Regions from separate parts of the Homo sapiens genome. Here region 2 is linked to region 1. Evidence: chromatin loops called from intact Hi-C (ENCODE). Cell type or tissue: tibial artery. All regions are shown on one strand. Each heading gives the region's core, and the rest is flanking DNA. Links, peaks and the distances in the headings are about the cores only. Region 1 has its middle 15 kb from the start of LINC02020. Region 2 holds the start of LINC02052 (long intergenic non-protein coding RNA 2052).

Evidence for each region. Peaks named below come from ENCODE experiments on the same cell type or tissue, not always from the same donor. Only the 100,000 strongest peaks of a DNase experiment are listed, where the experiment ranks them.
Region 2: it touches region 1 in a loop (1.9-fold over the local background); 1 of 110 quality-filtered maps calls a loop at or near these places.

Annotation. Positions count from the first base shown.
Region 1 is chr3:186,419,031-186,431,540 of GRCh38, forward strand. No RefSeq gene overlaps it. Among named protein-coding and RNA genes, the nearest start is that of LINC02020, 15 kb to the right of the region's middle. RefSeq lists a silencer at 5,900-5,989. In tibial artery, for the core only: a CTCF peak has its summit at 7,082; no DNase peak of the experiment used is centred there; H3K27ac peaks cover 2,842 bases.
Region 2 is chr3:186,489,108-186,500,349 of GRCh38, forward strand. It overlaps LINC02052 (long intergenic non-protein coding RNA 2052), which reads right to left and starts at 4,554. Exons shown (of 8, transcript NR_033844.1): 1 at 3,999-4,554; 2 at 3,005-3,183. RefSeq lists an enhancer at 6,233-6,527. In tibial artery, for the core only: no CTCF peak of the experiment used is centred there; no DNase peak of the experiment used is centred there; H3K4me3 peaks cover 635 bases; H3K27ac peaks cover 3,531 bases.

The DNA of each region.
Region 1 (12,510 bases), core at 5,236-9,235:
ATGCCTATAAACAAGCCTCTGGGGACTTGGATGGCACTCTGGGAAAACACCAGGGGCATTTATCTCAATTACACATTTTTCCTGCATTAGCCTAGAAAACTTTCACTGGAAAAAGACAGTCTGCTTAACTTGCAGGCTACTTATCAAATCAGGCTGCAGCAGTAAACATTAGTCTCTCACAGCTGGGTTCATTTCAGGGGGTGCAGACTGAGAGGAATCTGGGATAATGAAATATCATTAAATGGAAACAGCTTGTTATGAAGTAGGATGAGTCCAGGTTTGTAAAAGAATGTGAAAAATATGGATATACATTCATTTAAAAAAAGAGTGGGACTCATGCAGCAAATAAAGATATATTTATTTGTGTATGTTTACATGAACTTTTCAGTATTTTCAAATTTTTTTTATGACCAGGGTATATTATTTTTGAAAATATATGAGAATATTTATGCTTTTAGAAATTAAGAGTAATACAAGGCACCAAAACAGCCAGGCGTCATGGTGGTGGCATGTGGCTGTAGTCTCAGCTACTCAGGAGGCTAAGGTAGGAGGATCACTTGAGCCCAGGAGTTTAAGGCCAGCCTGGGCAATAGAGCAAGACTCCAACTCTTAAAAAAAAAGGGGTGGGGGAATCCCAAAACCTGTGATCTTGCAGTGTTAATGAATTCATTATATAATTTTCTTTTCATGTAAACATTATTAACATTTAAATATTGCTTATTTTCCTACCCCTATATTGACATCAATTCATACTATATTCAAAAAGCTTCCTAGGCAAATATGGGATATCTTTATCTTTGCTACACTTTTTGTTCACAACCAGTAGCAGTAGCTTTAATGGGTTTGTCTTTGTAAGCCAAGTATGATATTTGGCATGAAATTGTTTTAGGGTCTTGTACACTCAAAGTATACACGTTTTTTAAAATTGTATATTCTTGGTAAAGATTATATTACCTGGCCTTATCCAAACCATAGACATGCTCCAGGTGTTAATTATTTAACAGCTATTTGAATAATCATAAATGTGGAACGCAATGAAGGTTCTTGCCAAGGTCTGAGGATACGTGGTCAGGTGCGGTGTGGAGGGGCATCCAGTCAGTTCTGGTGTTCCGATTTTAATAACACCTAAATGAATTTCTCAAAATTTAGGAACCTAGAAACACCAAAAACACTTTAAAAAACGATCCAGAACACTTTATTTTAGAAAGATTGGTATTCAAATTTTTTTAATCAATCAAAGGAGAAAAAACACTATTTTAAAAAGTCAGGTTTATTGAATATAATTATATGGAGTAAAATTTACCTTTCTAGTGTACAGTACTGTAGATTTTGACAAATGCATACAGTTATATAACTGCTACAACAATCGAGACACATAATACTTTTATCACCCCCGAAAATACCTTTGTGTCTCTTTGTGGTAAGCCCTTATTCAATTCTCAGTCCTTGTCAACTCCCGATCAGTTTTCTCTGTTATGTTTTGCCTTTTCCTTAATGCCATATATTACCCACTGTGTAGCCTTTTGGATCTGCCTGCTTTCGCTTACCATAATTCAACTCGAGATTCGTCTACTTTGTTGTGTGTGTCAATACTTTTTTAAAAGTTTCTGATTAGTATTGTATTGTGTGGATGAACTAGAGTTTGTTTATCCATTCACTGGTTGAAGAACATTGTTTCCAGTTTTTGATGATTGTGAATAAAGCTACTATAAACATCCTATTCCAGGTTACTGTATAAACATAAAGTTTCCTTCTCTTTCTTGACGCTTATGAGTAGGATTGCTGCATTGTGTGGTAAGTGTCTGTTGAACTTTGTAAAACTGTCAAATGGTTTTCAAAAGTGGCTATACCATTTTGCATTCCCACCAGGAATGGATGAGAGTCACAGTTGCTCAACATCTTTGCCAGCATTTATTGTTGTTTTTAGTCATTCTAATAGACCTACACACCCGGCTCATGGTTTTTCAAATGCATTTCACTTGCATTTCCCTCATAACTAATGATGTTGACATATTTTCATGTACTTACTTCCCACCAACATATCTTCTTTTCTGAAGAGTCTCCTGAAATTGGCCAATTTGAAAAATTGGATTGTTTGCTTTATTATTATTGTTTGGAGAGTTCTTTGTATTAAGGACTTATCAGATATGTGTTTTATAAATATTTTCCTCTGTTGTGTGCTTGTCTTTTCTTGTTGTTTTGTCATTTTGTGTGTGTGTGTGTGTGTGTGTGTGTGTGTTTGAGATGAAGTCTCACTCTGTTACCCAGTCTGGAGTGCAGTGGCCCCATCTTGGCTCACTGCAACAACCTCTGCTTCCCAGGTTCAAGCAATTCTCCTGCCTTAGTCTCCTGAGTAGCTGGGACTACAGGTGCCCACCACCATGCCTGGCTAATTCTTGTATTTTTAGTAGAGATGGGGTTTCACCACATTGGCCAGGCTTGTCTCAAACTCCTGACCTCAGATGATCTGCCTGTCTCAGCCTCCCAAAGTGCTGGGATTACAGGCATGAGCCACCATGCCCGACCTTGTTTTTTCATTCTCTTGACAGTATCTTTTGAAGAGCAGATGTTTCAACTTTGAAAAGGTTTAATTTATTATTTTTTCTATACTTTTGGTGTTATAGCTAAGAAATCTTCATCTCACCTATAGCCATAAAGATTTTCTCCTATGTTTTCTTTTAAAAATTTTGTTGTTTTAAGTTTTACACTTAGATCTGATTCATTTTGAGTTGAGTTTTGTATATAATACCAGGCATGGATCACATTTCTCTTTTTTACATTTGGATGTCAGTTGCCAAAACCATTTGAATGACCTGTACTTGGGTTTACTGGACAGTTAAATGTACATATAGTTCATTACAATGTGGTTACCAATGTGTCCCTGGTGGGTCTTTCATTCATTCAGTTATTCAAAGATTTCTCAAGTACCTGCTACAATCTAAGATACTAATCATGAAGAATCACTGCCTTAAGGTGTTTACTGTCTAGTGTAGGAGAAATACATGTCAATAGTATATAACTATACTATGATGCAGAGAGTAACAAGCTGCATATGTTCTGCCCAAGAATAGAATCTGAATCATTTCATGATTCATGTCAAGAACCTACTAGACTATTTAGGAAGAAGCTATATGGTAGGCTAAAAATGGAGGTAACTGAGTAACTGGCCCAACCCTTTGGACAACTGGCCTCTGAGGGATTTGGCAGAAATGCCAAGTCAGAATGTTTGAATGCTTACTTATAAATGACAGGCACCTGAAAATCTAAATGGTCATATTGAAATGCTGGAGAGTTGGTGAGAAACTTGGTCTTGGAGACAACTCAGTCTGCAGCTTCAATCAAGTCACTTCAGCATTCTGGGCCTCAGTTATCACATCTATAAAGTGAAAAACTTGGACCAGGTAATCTATGTGTTTCTTTCAGGAATAAAAAATGCAAGAATGTGGAAGTTTGGTGCTATGCTACTGAAACATAGGAAGCTACAGTCATATTAGGTGAGTTGATGGATGCTAGACAGAAAGATATAATTATTGAGTGCTTAGGCAAATCTATGGGTGTTAAAGGAATGAAAGGATATTGCTCATAAGTTAAAATTAAAACCAGACTTACACACTATATACATATATATATATATATATATATATATATATATATATATATACATGTATGTGTGTATATATATATATATACACACATACATACATACATACATATACTTGAAACAGGGTCTTGCTCTGTCACCCAGGCTGGAGTGCAATGGTGCGTTCACAGCTCACTGCAGCCTTGACCTCCTGGGCTCAATTAATCCTCCCACCTTAGCCTCCCGGGTAGCTAGGACCACAGATGCACCACCACACCTGGCAAACTTTTTGTATTTTTTTTGTAGAGAAAAAGTTTCACCATGTTGTCCAGGCTGGTCACGAACTCCTGAGCTCAAGTGATCCACCTGCCTTGGCTTCCCAAAGTACTGGGATTATAGGCGTGAGCCACCATTCCTGGCCACACACCATATTTTTTTGAGGGGTAAGGAGCACTCATGAGAAAATGAATTATTAGACATTACTGATATTTTCAAAACCCTGTAACAAGATCTGTGAAAAGTCTGTCACAGTGTTTCCCTTATATTAATGATAACTCAGTTTTCCTCCATTATGGCCAGGGACATGCCTAAGAAACAGGAAATAAAAGGCATGAAAATAAAAGGGTAATTTTTCTGAATGAGGAGGTAAAAAGAACAGAGATTGGCCTCAGAATATTTTGTCATGCAGAAACAAATAAAACTGATACTAAATATCTCTAGTTTGTGAATGTCAATTCAGTGGGAACAAGCTCTTGTATAATCTTATAAAGCTGAGTGTTTTAGGTAAACCAAATTATGTTTATAGGGTGATAGGCAACTAAAGGACCAGTTAAGACAAAGGGCAGTGACTTGAGAGTCACCATATTCACAAAAGATGTTGCCTCTAGACTCTAGAGAGTGTGATAGCCAAAAACAGTAAAACAGGCTGGGCAACATCAATTACCCCTAATGGGATGTGGGTTACTTTGAATGAAATATGAATCAGAAACACTATCCTCTCATTATAAAAACCATGGGGGCCTCCAGACTAGGAAGCTGTGAGCCAAATCCTGGCTGCTGAATGTTAAGGAAGACACAATTGAGTTAAAGGATTTATGTCAGAGGGTAGAAATGCTGCCACATGATTCCAGGGTTTAAAAAAATGGGCCCAGTCTAGAAATTGAAAGGCTTGACATGGAATATGATCAGCTATAAAAGTGTTAACCTTCAGAAGAGAACAAACTGATGTTTGCAAAATGCCAGAAAATAAAGAAAGACCAGTGAAGCTTAAAAACACAATACTTTCTACAGCTATGAATTTCATTACCTCAAGAAGAGACCAAGAATGATAACTTGAACAATTTTCTATAAGAATTAGCTAATAACCTTTTGGGTTCGATTATCCACTGACTGAAAGGAATCAAATGTTTTCAGGGTAATATCATGGGAGGGCTGTTTGTCATCTTGGTCTCGAAACCAATAGCCAAACAAATTTTCTTTCACATTCAACAGATCATAAAAGGTAGTAAGTTTTATGCTGAGTTCTGGGGAATCTCATACTGTTGGAGCAGCTATCTAATGTCAAGTTTAGAATTTACATTAGGAGGAAACAGCTTTCTGCAGATTTACTTTTCCCAGGCCAACCATCTGACAAAAAGAACAATCAGCTCCCAAGGTGGTGCCTCCCCTTCCAACAGTGGTTCTGACTGTCTGTCCAGAGAAAGGAAATCCTAAATGACCTGTTCATCAGCTGGACATTCCTGTGCCAATCAGCCTTTTTACTCCACTGAAATATTTAGATAGTTACAACAAGCATATAAGTGAACGTTACAATCTCACGCAGAATCTAAAATAACGTCCTACGTCAGGCAACTAACAATAAAAGTAAAATTAGACTGATATGACCACACGAACAACAGAAGACACTGGATGCAAAGTTTGGTGGCATGATCACTTGAAACGTACAACAGAGGTAACCCAGTGCATATTTAGGTTCTTGTGAAGTAACTGTGATTAGCGGAATTAGGCTTAAGGAATGAGTGGCCAAAAACCAAGTGTTAAAATGAGTTATTTTGGGAATCCCTTTGAGAAAGCTCTGAGGGTCCCAGACGGGCATAAATATCCGGTGGTTGGGCCGGGCGTGGTGGCTCATGCCTGTAATCCCAGCACTCTGGGAGGCCGAGGTGGGTGGATCACCTGAGGTCAGGAGTTCAAGACAAGCCTGGCCAACATGGTGAAACCTCGCCTCTACTAAAAATACAAAAAAAAAAAAAAAAAAAAAAAATTAGCCGGGTGTGGTGGCACGAGCCTGTAGTCCCAACTATTCGGGAGGCTGAGGCAGGGGAATCGCTTGAACCCAGGATGCGGTGAGCCGAGATCGCGCCACTGCACTCCAGCCTGGGCAACAAGAGCGAAACTCCATCTCAAAACAAACAAAGATCAGGTGTTGGGCAGTGCTCGGTCAGTGGTGGCCATGGCTGCGCAGGAGGAGGCAGAGCTCAGTCTTTGGTGGGTCACGCCTCTGTGGTTCTGCTTGGCTGGTTTTCTGTAGTGCTATACCTGCATATACAGCTACAGCTGTCTTGAGAGCTGACTCCGTCTACTTTTTTTTCTCTGAAAAATGAAGTTACTGAAAGCAAAGTGTGTTTCTTGAGTGTGTTTTTATCCTTGACAAGTGTTAAGGATACGGAGTACATACAAAATAACAAACTGAGAGCTGCTATTACTGTCTATTTTAAGCCTCGGTAAGCTGCTTGAACTCCTAGAAAAGAGAAGGAAGAGACAGGGGGTTGGGGGAGGGGGGCATGATACAACCAGGTGCAACCTGGGGTCAACTAAAGAAGACACAAGGAGAATAGGCATGACTTTTAGGGCGAACTTCAGAGAGAAGAGAAAGGCTGCTCTCAACCTCTTTGAAGGAAAATTTATGCAAGACTCCCAACTTGCTCACAATCTGCATAAAGGCAGCAAACGAATTGAGTAAATTACCTTTGTCCTCACTCAAGGGATATCTAATAATAATCCCAAGCTTTATTCTTTGGTAGGGCAATACACACAGCCAAAACTGCCCCAGTTGTTAAAAATGATTAAGTATTTCTGTATTCCTTGGAAAAGAACTGCTATCTGAACCACCGGAATGCTACCAGCTATCCCATTTGCCCCAGCTCCTCAACTGGGACTCCCCAGACCTCTGCCCACTCCCGCCAGGGTGAATGCCTGGCCCCGAAGGTCACTGCTGCAGCTCTAGAATGTTCATTCTGACTGATTGGTGCCTGGACTACACTGATTGTGAAAGTATCCTATCTGTTCTCAGGCAATGGTCGTAAGCGACACTGCTGACTAAGCCAGAGAGTTATTAAAGTAACTTAGTGCAGGATGGCAAGGAAGTTGGGTAGAGATGGAAGAAGAGACTAGCTCAAGGTTGCCTGGGGATGGGGAGTGAGGGGCTGTTAGTGCTGAAGCCTCCTGGACTCACTACATGAAGAAGGATCCTCCTTGGTCCTGAATGGCATGGCAATACCCATTTACTGCCTCTAGGAGAAGCTGGGAGGAACAGATCACAGCTAAGAAGCAACAGGAACCCCAGAGGGGAAAAGTCTTACGTAAATATGCAAGAGGATTAAAAACAGAAAAAGAGAATATTAATCCAAACCACAAGTGTATTTTCAGACTGCCAAGGTCCTGAACTCCTGCGTCTTACGCACCTCAGTGTGAATGGTGCTTTTACCAAAGTAAGAGAGAATTTAACTCAACTGAGGGACTTATAAGGGAGGTTAAGGGAAAAGTTCCAGATGGGGTAGTATAAAAATGCAGAAAGAGCAAATAATTCCTTTAAAGAGTAAATGCCACCAAAGGCCCCAATTTAGCAAATGCCTGTGTATCCTCGGAACTCACTGCACTTACAAAATATCCCTTCGGGGCATGGCATGAAATTTGACCATGCAATAAGATTTCCTTCATTTGGCATATGTTTATTGTGTTTACATATTTGGTCTCAGAGCCAAAAATACGCACAGATAGGTCCCAGGCCAAACTTGTAAGCAAATGAAAATTTTTTGTGACTACTTCTTCCATCTTCCTTTCACCTCCCTTTGCCCTCCAGTGGTCAATCTAACCCCCTCTGAGGGATGAGTGCTTTTGGCTCAAGTGGTAATTCCTTTTGGAGAGGAATTATGAAGGACACATTCCATTCAGGACCTGGAGGAGTGAATCTCTGTGAGTAGGCTTATCACGAGGGGTGGGAGAAGGCCTTTTGGGGGCCAGTTCACAGTAATTCACTTTTTTCTGGGCTTGGAAGGAAGAGTTCCTCAAACAGTAGACACTTTGCATTTCAGGTGCATGGTTGCAATTGTCCATGCAGCCAGGGAGGTCTCTGTTTCTAATAGTCAAGCTCCAGCACAAAGGACTGGATAGAAGTGATTGAGCTGAGGAATGTCTTAGCTTCCCAGCAGGATAGCCACCAAAGCAGCAGGCACACAGGGAGGGGACCATAGAGGAGTATTGATCACTGACAAAGGAACTGCTGCCCCATGATGTAGGAAAGAGTAAGTCCGCTTTAAGTCAGTTTCATTATTGATTTTAAACTCTCTAGGCCAGGCGTGGTGGCTCACGCCTGTAATCCCAGCATTTTGGGAGGCTGAAGTGGACAGATCACTTGAGGTCAGAAGTTCGAGACCAGCCTGGCCAACATGGTGAAACCCCGTCTCTACTAAAAATACAACAATTAACTCGGCATGGTGGCGGGCGCCTGTAGTCCCAACTACTCTGGAGGCTGAGGCAGGAGAATCGCTTGATCCAGGGAGGCAGAGGTTGCAGTGAGCCGAGATGGCACCACTGCCCTCCAGCCTGGGCATTAGGGTGAGACTCCATCTAAAACAAAACAAAACAAAAAATTCTCTAGAGACTATGTATGCTTTTATTTACTGCACTGGGGGTGGGCCACTTCTACCACCAGCCCTGCCTGCAACCTGCCCAGCACAGAAGTACCTCAGAGGTTTCTCAGCCCACACAGTTTTCCCTGGGAGCTAAAGTCTGAGAAGTCATCTCAGTACAAACTGACAATGGCAAGGTTAGGAACAAAGGCAGAGGTGAGGTGAGGAACTTGGGTCTGTATGTACTATGAGGACGCCTTTCTGCCAGGCGAAAGAGAAGCAGACTGCGGTTCCTGGCAGGGCAGCCACACTCTCCCAGCACCCTCCTGCTCAGTCTCTGGTGACTGAAGCATCACAGGAGGCCTCGCCTGTGTCCTCCAGTTGCTAGGGTGATTTAAAAATAGCTTCTGCAGCTGGGGAAGGGGGCAGGGGAAGAATGAAGATAAGTGGCCTTTTGCAGGAAAACCAAAGTCAGTGAATCCTCAAAGGCAATGACCCTCCCTTGCAGGAAGGTGTCCTGTGTTTACTGTGCTTCTTACCTGAAAGACAATCTTTTTGTCCTGGGTCTGCTGTGGACTCTTTCTGGTAAGGACCCGGCTGCCTCTGGAGAAGGCCCTGTTCACTCTGTGGACCTGCAGCCAGGAGGACACCGGCAGTCTCTACACAGAAACAAACAGTCGGTGTTCAGGATCAGGTTCAGAATGATTGTTCTGCCAATATCAAGATGAGGCTTTGCAAAGCACGCCTGTCGACAGGAGTTCTATTGGGAGAGGCCGTGTGCAAGGGAAGAGTGGCACAGGGCCAGCAACATCCTCTTCAACTTTTTGCATTAGGAATTCCCATTTTTTAGTGTCAGTGTCAATGGGTTGGTGTGCTGTGTTGGGTAATGGCAGCCAGAGTCCCAGCCACGTCACCCTAACTTTAGGCTATTTTCTCGGTTCAGTGTGAGTGTTTCAGGCCAAGTATCCCAGTGAGGGGACCAACCGATTTTTGAAAATTACTTAGTGAGTATCCCAGGAAGGTGTTGTGGTTTAAATCTGTGTCCATCTCTCCTCTCTCCACTTAAGAGACTCTACCTCACTATTACCAGGCTTTGGGAGATAGCAAAAGCAGTTATTTTATTTATTTTTTTTTTCAGGAAAAGATTCAGGACTCTGGCATTAAATTTTATGAGAAACTTCCTAGTTAAGCAGTCTTTGATCCCCTCAAAGGAACCACCAAAATAAAGTCTGATATTCAATGTTTTGGGATGTTGTAAAGCTATAAAAAAAGAATAATAATTAAAATGTATAAAAATACTCACAATAAAGTAGAAAACAGTTTACCAAACAGTATAAATAAAATCTTAATGTTTAAAATTATAAAGTATATGTATATAAATATTACATCTTGCCACATGTTACATGTATATAATTGTATATGTACATCCAATATAAATATGGACCAAGTGTGCTGGCTCACACTGTAATCTCAGCACTTTGGGAGGCCGAGGCAAGAGGATCACCTGAGGTCAGGAGTTTGAGACCAGCCTGGCCAACATGGTGAAACCTCGTCTCTACTAAAAATAAAAAAATTAGCCAGGCATGGTGGTGGGTGCCTGTAATCCCCAGCTACTCAGGAGCCTGAGGCAGGAGAATTGCTTGGACCAGGAGGCAGAGGTTGCAGTGAGCAGAGATTGTGCCGTTGGACTTCAGCCTGGACGACAAGAGTGAGACTCCATCTCAAAAAATAAAAATAAATAAATAAATATGATACCAGATTGTTTCTGGATTGTTCAATTATAGTTATTTTTCCTTCTATATGCTTTTATTTATATTTCAGATTTTTCTACATGGAGTATTTCATTACTTTACAACTTCCTAATGCAATTTAAAAAATATATCCACATTACGAAGCTGAAAGTTGTTCTTCTCTTAGGCATGGCCAAACAAAGGCAGACTAGTGGTCTGGTGGCAGAAGTGGCCTTTTCTTGCCTTCAGAAACTCCCAGGGGATGGAAAGTAAAGACAAGTCTCCTTGGAGGTAGAGGGAGACCTCCCTAGCTCTTAAATCACTGTTGAATGCTAATTTGCTCAAAAACCTGGAGGGAGCTATTCAGACCCTTTATAACCCCCTCTCTGGACTGGTCTCATTTTGTCATGAATCAAAATGTTATCCTCACATTTAACCCAACCCCGCCCCCCAACCCCACCGACCCCCCCCACCCCACCGACCCCCCCAACCCACCGACACCCCCAACCCCACTGTCCCCGACAGGGCTGTAAAACATTTCTAGTGGGCTCAGGGGCAAACAAGGTTCTCAGGCCCAGGGCACCCACCTAGAAACAGCCTAGGCACAAAAGCTGCATTCCAGGAGCCTGAGGCGTGGCCTCACTAGCATGTGGCAAGAAAGAGGGTGGCCAGTTAAATGCCTTTACTGCCTCACTTGTTTTCCAAATATATATGGTGGCTCTCAGCAGGCTGACAAAAACCTCGCCTTGAGCAGGGCCTTAATTACCTTTTTTACTGCCTCTGGACTTCAGTTTCCACTTTTGTAAAATGAGAAACTTAAACTTAAAAGTTAAACTTGAACTCTAAGTTTCCTCCTGGCTCTGGGAGTTGTTTGGAGGTAAACAGTTGCTCTTCAATTTTATGGATGTTCCAAAACCCAATTTGCCCCCTGAAATCTTTGGAGTAGTGTGAACTACAAGTCTAGGATCCAGGTGCATGCCGGAAGCCGGAAGCCCAAGGACTGAGTCCAGCCCACAGAGATGTCTTTTTTGGCTCACAGAGTTAGAAGGGCACAGAATTTGGAAAAAATAGTCACTTACCAATCTTTAAAAATAGGGCCTTTTTGGCCAGGTGTGGTGGCTCACACCTGTAATCCCAGCACTTTGGGAGGCCAAGGCGGGAGGATCACTTGAAGCCAGTAGTTCGAGACGAGCCTGGCTAACATGGTGAAACCCCGTCTCTACTAAAAATACAAAAAATTAGCCAGGCGTGGTGGCATGCGCCTGTAGTCCCAGCTACTCAGGAGGCCGAGGCAGGAGAATTGCTTGAACCTGGGAGGCGGAGGTTGCAGTGAGCCGAGATGACACCACTGCACTCCAGCCTGGGTGACAGAGTGAGACTCTGTGACAAAAAAAAAAAAAAAGGGCCATTTTGAATAAAAACCTACATTTCTGGATTTTCTTCACAAATCGTAACATCTGGCAATACTGGGCCTTCATGGAAATAACCTTCTGGATCTGAGTGGTGGCTGCACCTTTTGAAAGAGACGTGGGGTCTCCAGGTGCCCAGCTGCTTCAGTTGCTGCTGTCTCCTGGACTCTGAGGCTGAATGGCAGTGGCCATTCTCAGGTTTCTTATAACGGATCTGGTCTCTTCACTCAGTCATGTTACCTCTCTGACTCTTGCAAGCATCTGAGTTTGCGATGTCTGATTTCTTGGGAACAGAGGTCACCTTTGTATCTTCCACAAAGCTTTGCTCGGTAAGAATGCATAAAGGTACTCAATTTATACTGTTCCTAGCCACCCAAAATGAAGGGTTTGGTAGACAAAGTGAATCAATCCTTGTGTTCAGAGTTTTACAGTGTTTTTAGGTGAATCGCTTTCCTTCCCCACGAAGGCAAAGGATTTGCTCCTGAGTAAGCCCCTGGCTCCTGCAGGTCCTCCTCTCGGGCAGCCTTAATTCTGGCCCTGGTATTTCCTTGGAGTGTGCCTAGGGAGGTTTGGCTTAAGTTTGGCTTCTCACTTAGGAGAGGACTTGCCACATACCTCCATGGAGACAGAAAAGGGACTCCGGGCTCCCCTCGTATATCACTTTTGACACTCACTTTAAAACACAAGAGCATATTTTTCATTTGCCAGCCATCCAAAGACGGAATCCTCATCCTGTTTATTGACACTGGGGATTTGGATAAGCTGCTAGTAATACAGAGATGGCAGTTTCTAGAGATATGCTGAGGAATAAGAAACTGGTTTCTACTTCTCTCCTTATCTCTGCTCTCAGCAGTACCTATTTTATTGTTGAGACTTCTGTGACCTTAATATGTCTATTCCCCTAATGATTTTATTTTTGGTCAAAGTGAAAACATGCTGTA
Region 2 (11,242 bases), core at 4,251-8,250, 69 kb after region 1:
CACATAGCCAGGAAGCTGATACTTGAGTTTGTCCCTGTGAAAATGATGGCTCAGGGTTTGAAAACCCTAAAGAAAAGCCAATCAGCTAACAGCTCTATGCACACACTGCAGAGCTTCCTACAAGACTTTTAGTGCCTCACTCTTAACATGAATAGATAGCCAAGGATATGACATATGAGGAAAGCTTCCAACATAGGAGAGACAAAATATCCAGAAAAGAAAAAGGAATGTGGGGGGAAACAGACAATATAGGGAACATTAGAAATGATATTGCGGCCGGGCACAGTGGCTCATGCCTGTAATCCCAGCACTTTGGGAGGACGAGGTGGGCAGATCACAGGGTCAGGAGTTCAAGACCAGCCTGGCCAATATGGTGAAACCCTGTCTCTACTAAAAATACAAAAAAATTAGCCGGGTGTGGTGGCATGCTACTCGGGAGGCTGAGGCAGGAGAATCACTTGAACCCAGAAGGCAGAGGTTGCAGTGAGGCGAGATCATGCCACTGCACTCCAGCCTGGGCAACAGAACAAGACTCTCTCAAGAAAAAAAAAATAAAAAGGAAAAAAGAAATGATATTGCATCATAAAACAAGAACATGATACTATGAGAAAGAACTTTAAACCAGAAACAGTCTCTGGGGAAAAAATACATGAAAGTGATGTGGTAAAGCTTAGAGAAAATTCAGTAGATTGGAATAAGTTAGGGATGATGGAACATTTGGGGGGAAATAACACTGCAGAAAAGCACGCAAATGTGAAACATAAATTACAAGCCCTGGAAAAACTAAGGGCCATATAAGAATTAAAGCATAATATAGCCCACTTCTTGATTCAACCATGAAAAATATTTGTATAGCCAGAATGAAATATGGACTGTCAATTTAACCAAACATTGTGAAATAACTATATTTGGAAGATGCAAGAGACAAAATGAGAAGGAGCATTAGTATATGAAAACTAAGTCCTTATCTACCATGGTGGGAGGTTAGTAGAAAATGGCTAAAAATGATAGGTTAAACATTAGAAAGAAAAATAGAAGCAAATACTAGAAGAGCTAGCTAAAAGTTTTGTGGATAGTTGCCCCAGGCAACAGAACTGGAGAATGGGATGGTGGAAGGCGTGGGTAAAGGCTTTGGGGTTTTCAATATGGGCCCTGTAGCGCCATTTGACTTTCAAGTTATGAACATCTGCTACTTGGATGAAAAATTAATTATTGACAAAAAGAACACTGCTAAGGATTAAGACAGGTTGCTTGAAATCAATGAGTAGCAATAAAAGATTCCATAGGCTTCCTACGGCATACAGTAAGAACTCAAAAAGTGTGAACAGCTATTATTGTCATTTAACAATTAGTGGAGAAGCCAGCAGACTTTGCAAGATCATTGCCCGTCCATGACTGGCCTTTGTCTATAAATGGCAGGATTTCTCATGTGTCAGCTGCAGTATTTAGATTTGGTTGGAGAGCTGGGCAGTGTGGCTCAGCTGAAGTCAAGAGAAACCCCGAACTTGGGGAAAATAACTTTGCGGTGAAGAACATTAGCCAAGTGATCAAAGTTAGTGACCCCCGTGATATCATGTGGCTATCTTCTGAAAGTTTAAGATTATTCTAAATTAAAAAGTAAAAAAAGTGATAGAGAAAAAAAGGCAAAAGCTTTGAACAGACAATTTACAGAAATACAAAGTGGCCAATAAATATATAAAAATATGCCCAGCACCCCCAATAATTAGAGGAATGCAGCCCTTAAAAATTATGAAGTATTGGCCAGGTGCGGTGGCTCATGCCTGTAATCCCAGCACTTTGGGAGGCCAAGGCAGGCGGATCACCTGAGGTCAGGAGTTCAAGACCAGCCTGACCAACAGAGTGAAGCCCTGTCTCTACTAAAAATACAAAAATTAGCTGGGCATGGTGGCACCTGCCTGTAATCCCAGCTACTTGGGAGGCTGAGGCAGGAGAATTGCTTGAACCCGGGAGGCGGAGGTTGCAGTGAGCCGAGATCACGCCATTGCACTCCAGCCTGGGCAACAAGAGTGAAACTCCATCTTAAAAAAAGAAAAAGAAAAAGAAAAAAATTATGAGGTATCACTTTAGCCCCACCTGAATAGCAAAAAGTTGAAGAGAATGAAAACAGCTACTAGTTAATGGGAATATTGGGGTGAAGTTTCCCCCCAGATACTGTCTTTCTTCATAAGTAGAAATGTGATAGTGCCTCTTTTGGAGATCAACTTTGCTCTACCTTTTAAAATGAAAAAATCTACGTACTCTTCCCTTCATGAGTCCCTCTCCTTGGAATCTATCTGATAGAAGCAAGAGTCCATGGGCGTTTAATGACCATAGATTCAATATTATTCATGGCACCCGTGTTCCAAGTAGCCACCCAAACCCCCAACTAAAATCCAAACAAAAGGAAAACAAGTACACAAACAAAAACCAGAAAACGACCGGGAACTAAGCTAATAAAAGGGTTAGATCTGTTTCAGAAGACTTGAAGAGATTTCTAGAATATGCTTCTTATTTCTTCCCTGCCTCCCTGGTTTCTAGACAAGGTGGCTTACACCAGGTGGTTTTCAGGGGTTACCTGGAATGGGAAGGAGAGTTGGTGCAGATAAAGAGACATGCAGAAGGGAAGCAGGAAGGTAAGACAGCAAAAGACTGATTTGGGAGATATAAAAATATCTCCCAAAATAAAAATATCTCATTTATGTTAAATATGTGTATGTCTAAAACTTATGTATATGCAAAATATTGTCAACAAGTGGCTGATGGGATCATCTCAGGGTGGTGGGATTTTAAATGGTTTTTTATTTTAATTAATTAATTATTTCATAAAATTCAGCTCCTGTGGGAAGATGAACTTTTAAGTTATTTCCTACACTTTTATACACTGTTCAAATTGTTCCAAAGAGCAAGTGTTAATTATATAAACTGAAACAGCAATAAAGCTGTTTACACAGTGAGGAGGAAAAAAAAAAACAACTTATCAAGGATCCCTTATCCATGCACCCACCTGGTGATTTCTTTAAAACAAAATTGTAACCAGCCATGTCCTGGAGCAGACACGGTCCTTTATTTTACTATGTGATAAAGGAGGTAGTGCTTCTTTTGTAAATTCGAGCTCTTGCTCTGAGGAGGGATCCTTGACATTCTGAGAACTGTTAAATACGTATACATGCCTCGTTTCTAAACCTGAAATCATTTAACAGATTTGGTTATTGTCTGCTCCATTAATTGTGCTATTCTCCCATTGCAGACCAGTAAGCCAGGGCTGAGGGGATCTAAAGCTCCTCCCAGCATCACACAACTGAGAGCTCTCCCAGACACATCCCCTGGGAGCTAGTAGATAGACTGGAATAAAAATTTTGAGCCTTCACAGTCTCCCAAGCCAATCTTTTCATCCTACTATAGTGTAAGCTTCCATGCAAAGCCACCCTCCCCTCCACTGTTCTCTGGAGCAGAGCAGGTCTACAGGGTCAGGCTGCCTGGCTAGGCCCCTCTGTGAATGCCCCTTGATTAGAGAACCACTATTATTCTCCTCCTCATAGTCCATGGAAAATAAATACAGGAAAGTCAGCAAACTTTCAAGAATGATGATGCTGGCTGTTTTCAGGTCCCAGTCATCCCTGCAGCCTGGCCGTGCCTTCTGTAAGCCTGTTTCTTCATAAGCTCTCTGCCAGCAAAACTCCTGCAATAGAAAACCATCTGGAGAAGAGCCAGGCAAAGGCCTTGATATCGGTGTTCTGGGCGCTGGGATTGATCATGCAGAGACCAGTGCAGCACCTAAACAGGGACCATTTCCTCCAGCCTGCCCACAGCTGCTGCCCTCGGGGCTTGCTCTGACACCCAATTTTTAAAAGCAGGCTCTTAGAATAATAAAACCAGAGAATCTTTGAATACAGAACCATTGACTGTTAGAATCATAAACTATTGAGAGAAGAACCATGAAATTCTAGAATCTTGGCGTTGGAAGTTACCTCCCAGGTAAATGGGTTCTGTCTCCCCACCTAAGCAACAGGTATTTCTTCTGAGGAAACTGGGTGCAGCAATGATGTGGCCACAACACCTTGTAGATGTGGGAAGATGTCCACGGTGGCCACAGTAAGAAGCCTTTTTGTGGTCTCTACCTTCTGAAATAGTACATGACGCAAGAAAATGTCCATGCTTGTCACGACAAAAACTACTATTCCCTGGAAGTCTGTGGTACTTTTGAACTCTCTTAAAACTTTACCCTCCTTGAAGAAGGTTTCAGGAGAAAGAGGAGGCCCTGGAAACTCTTGATAATGCCCTCAGCACTGCTTCCAAGGAGCGCCAGTCATATAGACCATCCCTGAGAGAAACAAGAGAAAACGGGAAATTCTGACTTCTCTCTACTTCAGAACTATGAGCTATTTTAGTTGGCATTTTTGCCCCCATCCAACTTTTTTTGGCTTCGCTATCTAAAACAAATAAATAAAACAGCTGATGCTGTGAACTGTAAAGAATCTGAGCTAATTTGGTCCTCCCCTTTCTCCCATCCATTGCAGACTTCGGCCATAGCGCGTGAGCATTAGAAAACAACTTGTCGCCCACTCAACTCTCTTTCTCATTCCTAAAGGAAAATATTTATATTACGCCACAGAACGGGTTTCCATGACAGTGACGACTGTAACACTGTTGCCTTAGCAACCACTTGAGTCCATCTTGAATGATCTGAATCCCCTTCACAGACAAATAAGGAAAATCTGTCAAAAGTGCCATTCCGCTGGTGGGAAGTCCTGGAAGACGGTTTTCTCGCGCCCTCGTTCTCCCTCCAGGTCCGTCCCCCCGGTCCCCCAGTACATCTCCCCTAACGCTCACTCGGGAACTTTCCATATTTGCTACTCTTTCAAGAGCTTGCCCTCGCCCTTCTCCTAGTGATTAGACCCTAATCCACCATGGAGACGCTGCCCAGAGCTCTGCAAAGGGTTAAGGACTGGCAGGCAGAGCCGTGCCAAAGACAACAAGAGACAGAATAAATACACAGATCATCCTTTTTATAGGGCCTTGCTCTTGCCCCTGGAGACTGGGTGCACGTTTTTCTCTATCAGTCCAGAGCAACTCTGAGGGGAGAGTTTTATAGGAAAGACCAGTCCTCCTTGAGGTTCAGCTCTCAGTCACAACAAGTGGGCAGGTTGCCTCTCGGGCCTCAGTTTCCTCATCTGTACGATAAAGGGGTTGAGTGGAGGGTCCTTCTGGCTCTTACACTCTAGGAATTTGGGGGAATCAAGAATGTATCATCTGGCCGGGCGCGGTGGCTCACGCCTGTAATTCCAGCCCTTTGGGAGGCCGAGGTGGATGGATCACTTGAGATCAGGAATTCCAGACTAGCCTGGCCAACATGGTGAAACCCCGACTCTACTAAAAATACAAAAATTAGCAAGGCATGGTGGTGGATGCCTGTAATCCCAGCTATGTGGGCAGCTGAGGCAGGAGGATCGCTTGAACCCGGGAGGCAGAAGTTGAGAGGTTGCAGTGAGCTGAGATTGAGCCACTGCACTCCAGCCTGGGCAACAAAGCAAGATTCTGTCTCAAAAAAAAAAAAAAAAAAGAATGTATCATCTTCTTTCTCCCAAAGTCATCAGATTTCTTGTAGCATGCCTACAGAGAACTCAGATAGGACATCAGGACAAGTGACATCCTGGAGTGACATGGAGCACGCCAGCATTCACAGGGAGGTGCATCTTCCCCCATCACACGTGTGGGCACAGGTGAAAAGCACCGTCGGCATCAGCGGCAGTGGTGCTATCAGCACCGTAAGCACACACTGCAGACCAGGCCACTCCAACTCAACATCTTTTACTGGAGAAGGTGCTCCTGCAGGCTGATTAAATCAATAAATGAGCCCTCTCAGGGAAGCAGCGACTTTTCTCCTGGAGGAAATGTTTTCAATGCAATTCATATCCATCTCTGGAGTTTTCTTTGCCTCTTTCCTTATTGAAAAACAGCTTGAAAAGCTAGAAATGCTGACCTGTTTTCTTTCATTCATCTTCCTGCTTCTTACTGACAGGGAGAAAGCTGTTTTAAGAGAGAAAAAGAGCAGTTTAAATCGTTTTTATAATTTTACTAGCCGGCAAGAAAATCACTTTGCTGGATTTGTATGGAGACTAGGAGAAATGGAACAAAACATGGGTGGAGGGCCGGGGAGAAAAGAAAAAGAAGAAGCTGGTGCCACTTTAGGAGGAAGCTGAAATACCTCTTCACCAAAGCCCTTCTTGGAAAGTGTAATATCTACAAAAGTCACTTCAGACCTTTTCAGACTTCTGACCTAACTGAGAGGCAGGATGGAGTGCAGGAGTTTAGAGTGGGCTTTGGAGTCATACGAAAGTGGGAATGCACTTTGCTCCCACATCCCGTCTTGCCTGCTGGCCACAGCTGATTAGAGTAGGCAGGAGTAGATCCCTGACCTTAAGACAAACTAAACACGGCCTGACCTGATCTGACCCAAAAGGATTGGCTGGGTCAGCTGGTTTTCTTTCCTTAGGAGCCTGAATAGGAAGTAAAGAAAGAATTCAGCCTGGCGCGGTGGCTCATGCCTGTAATCCCAGCACTTTGGGAGGCTGAGTTGGGTGGATCACTTGAGCTCAGAGGTTCAAGACCAGCCTGGGCAACATGGTGAAACCCTGTCTCTACAAAAAATACAAAAAATTAGGTGAGCATGGTGGTGTGTGCCTGTAGTCCCAGCTACTTGGGAGGCTGAGGTGGGAGTATTCCTTGAGCCTGTGAGGTCGAAGCTGCAGTGAGCCAAGAACGTGCCACTGCACTCCAGCCTGGGTGACAATGTGAGACCCTGTCTAAACAAAACAAAACGAAAATAAAGCAAAGGAATTCCCCAGTCATTGGAGGACAGGTCAGGTCAATAGTGAAAGAACTGAAAAAGCACAACACTGGTAGTCATGGAATAAGATTCATCTCATCCAGACCATATCGTGTTCTGCATTTTTGTGAATCTGTTACCAATCTTTAAACTTTGGGATATTTTGCATAAAAACCCAGCTCTTTGGCTTCTCTTAAAAAGCCAGAAGCTCTGTAACACAGAGTCAGCATGTCCTGGCTGCAATCAGCTGGAGCTAGGGCCTGCAGCTGCCCGCTTTTCCTGGGCCATATGTTCTCCCATCCACCAGCCTCCACCCTGCCTTGTTACGCTCACACTCAGCTTACCTGCCTGCCCCATGTAGGCACTGGTGCATGCCTGTGTAGGTATTGGTGTGTGCAACCCCTAAATTAGAGGGAAGGCCCCTAGCAACTGCTTCCTGGAAACTACAATTGCCTTGAATACACAGCTGGAATTACTGAGGCAAACTTTAATATAGTTTCTGGTCCCAGATTTCCCAGAGGCTCCCCTTAATCTTATATGTGGAGCCTTACAATAAATCCTCTCTACCAAGCTAGCTTGAATGGGTCTTTATCCCTTGCAATAGAACAAGCCCCATGTATACAGGGGTAATTATTAAATTACCTCCCCTTCTTTTCCCAGCTCTCTCAGAGGCTGCAGTTTTTACAAGGGGCTGCTGTCTGAGAAGTCTAGGGGAGACTGGCTGATGATTGGGAGATGCATTCCTAAGGATTAGCTGGGCACCAGGAACCAAGGTCAGGCTCACTTTGCCAGGGGAGATACAGGAATGAGAGCTGACTCAGAGGCCAACAGCTTGTGAAAAATACCAAAGTAACTCCATAGGTACCTACCTGGGATTCTTTGGAGCCAGGTGTATGCAAGGCACAGACTGGTCCTCTGGACATAGTAAGCCAAGGGTGGTGTCCAGTAGGACTTTGGGGAAGCTTACCCACATGAGCAATCAGAACCAACCTCAGCCCTAGCCTTTGGAGGCCTCCAGCTGGACTGTAGGAGGAGCCCAAGGCAGCTGGAGTTCTCCAAAGGACTTGAGGGGCTCTGGACAGAGGTTATTCATCAACTAGTATGAAAGTATATAAATGTGAGCCACTGGTATGGTCCCACCTGTGACTGCGGGGCTTTAACTCAAAGAATAATCATTCTTTAAGTAGTCATGATGGATACCGGGCCTCGTGGTCACCAGGTTGCTGTGAGTGCAGCATTGGTACCTTAATGGGTTAATGCCAGCACAGCCCTGGAAATCTTCCTTTGTTATGTGCACAGGGATCTCCAGAAGCCTGGCTTTGCAAGGATTTGGGTTCAGAGATGTGTGTGAGCTCCAGGATATTGCAGTTTCTTATCACTGACTCTCAGGTACTCTGGACATGAGCCATACATCTCAGTAGACAGTGAGGTCTTTATCTTGTCTACTAGATTCAGACTGGGGTTATTGTGTGGATCAACACATAAGCAAGATGGAGGAATAGGGTTTTCCAGTGCCCATCTACCCACAGAAACATCAATTTGAACAACTCTCCATGCGTAAAAATGCCCTCAAAGGGTTAAGGAAACCAAGTGAGAGATTATAGCAAGTGGGTTGTAGCACAGAAGTAAGAGGTGTTTAAGAGGGTAGGGAGGAGAGTTTTACATCATCCAAATTGCCCCTCCCCCCAGTCCAGGCAGCAGAGGGCAGAGAGATACCCTCTATGTCGGGGAGGGAGAGGGAAGTGAACACCTGACTTTGCCTTGGGGCCTAACACTGGGCCCTCTCAGTAAAACTCAGTACCAGGCAGGACTCCACAGCCCAGCCTCCAGGCCAATACCCATGGACTAAGCCTCCAAACCAGCCCTGGTGCCAGGAGGGATCCTGAAGCCCCAGGCTCCGGGCCTGCATAGTGGAATGTCTCTAGGCCCGTCCCACTGCCAGGCTGACCCCAGTGGCCCCAGACTTTGGGACTACCTAGCACCAGGCCAACCACCACAGACTCAATATCCAGACGCAGTGGCCCTGGACTCTGGACCACCCTCAGCACTAGGCTGCCTCCCACAGCCCCAGGCTTCAGGCCTGCCCCAGCACCAGGTTGACCCCAGAGCCCTAGTCATCAGGTCTTCACCTATAGACCCAGTCTCAAGGCTGGCCTTTGTGTTCATAAGTTCTTATCATTTAGCTCTCACAAGTGAGAAAATTTAGTATTTAGTTTTCTGTTCCTGTGTTACTTTGCTAAGGATAATAGCCTCCAGCTCCATCCATGTTCCTGCAAAAGATAGGATCTCATTCTTTTTTATGGCTGCATAGTATTCCATGGTGTATGTATACCACATTTTCTTTATCCAATCTGATATTGATGGGCATTTAGATTGATTCCATGTCTTTGCCGTTGTGAATAGTGCTGCAGTGAACATTTGCATGCATGTGTCTTTATGGTCGAATGATATATATTCCTCTGGGTATATACCCAGTAATGGGATTGCTGGGAGGAATGGTAGTTTTACTTTTAGCTCTTTGAGGAATCACCATACTAGTTTCCACAATAGTTGAACTAAATTACACTGTCACCAATAATATATAAATGTTCCCTTTTCTCTACAACCTCACCAGCATCTGTTATTTTTTGACTTTTTAATGATACCCATTCTGACTGGTATAAGATGGTATCTCATTGTGGGCTTGATTTGTGTTGTTCTAGTGATTAGTTATATTGAGCTTTTTTCATATGATTTTTGGCTACATGTATGTATTCTTTTGAGAAGTGTCTGTTTATGTCCTTTGCCCACTTTTTAGTGGGGTTGGTTGTTTTCCTCTGGTAAATTTGTTTAAATTCCTTATAGATGCTGGATATTAGACCTTTGTCAGATGCATAGTTTGCAAATTTTTCTCCCATTCTGTAGGTTGTCTGTTTACTCTGTTGATATTTTCATTTGCTGTGCAGAAGCTTTTAAGTTTAATTAGATCCCACTTGTCAATTTTTGCTTTTGTTGTGATTGCTTTTGGTGTCTTTGTTATGAAATCTTTGCCTATTCCTATGTTGAGGATGGTATTGCCTAGGTTGTCTTCCAGGGTTTTTATAGTTTTGGGTTTTACACTTAAGTCTTTAATCCATCTTGAGTTGATTTTTCTGTATGGTATGAGGAAGGGGTCCAGGTTCAGTCTTCTGCATATAGCTAGCCAGTTATCTCAGCACCACTTATTGAATAGGGAGTCTTTTCCCCATTGTTTGTTTTTGTCAGCTTTGTCAAAGATCAGATAGTCGTAGATGTGGGGCCTTATTTCTGAGCTTTCTATTCTGTTCCATGGGTCTGTGTGCCTGTTTTTGTGCCAGTACCATGCTGTTTTGGTTACTGTAGCCTTGTAGTATAGTTTGAAGTTGGGTAACATGATGCCACCAGCTTTGTTCTTTTTGCTTAGGATTGCCTTGGGTATTTGGGCTCTTTTTTGGTTCCATATGAATTTTTAAATAGATTTTTCTAGTTATGTGAATCATGTCATTGGTAGTCTGATAGGAATAATATGGAATCTATAAATTGCTTTGGGCAGTATAATCATTTTAATGATATTGATTCTTCCTATCCATGAGCAGGGGGTGTTTTTCCATTTGTTTGTGTCTTTTCTGATTTCTTTGAGCAGTGTTTTGTAATTCTCTTTTTTTTTTTTTTTTTTTTTTTTTGGGACAGAGTCTTGCTCTGTCACCCAGGTTGGAGTACAGTGGCACGATCTCGGCTCACTGCAACCTCTGCCTCCTGGGTTCAAGCAGTTCTGCCTCAGCCTCCTGAGTAGCTGGGACTACAGGAGTGTGGCACCATGCCCGGCTAACTTTTGTATTTTTAGTAGAGATGAGATTTCACCATGTTAGCCAGGCTGATGTCAAACTCCTGACCTCAGGTAATCCGCCTGCCTTGGCCTCCCAAAGTGCTGGGATTACAGGCATGAGCCACCACACCTGGTCTGTAATTCTCATTGTAAAGATCTTTCACCTCCCTGGTTATCTGTATTCCCAGATATTTTATTCTTTTTGTGACAATTGTGAATGGGATTGCCTTTCTGATTTGGCTCTCGGTTTGGCTGTTGTTGGTGTATAGGAATGCTAGTGATTTTTGTACATTGATTTTGTATCCTACAATTTTGCTGAAGTTGTTTATCAGCTGAAGGAGCTTTTGGGCCGAGACTATGGGGTTTTTTAGTTACAGAATCACGTCATCTGCAAACAAAGATAATTTGGCTTCCTCTTTTCTATTTGGATGTGATTTATTTCTTTCTCTTGCCTAATTGCTCTGGCTAGGACTTCCAATACTATGTTGAATAGAAGTGGTGAGACAGGGCATCCTTGTCTTGTGCTGGTTTTCAAGGGGAATGCTTCCAGCTTTTGTCCATTAAGTATAATGTTGGCTGTGGGTTTGTCATAG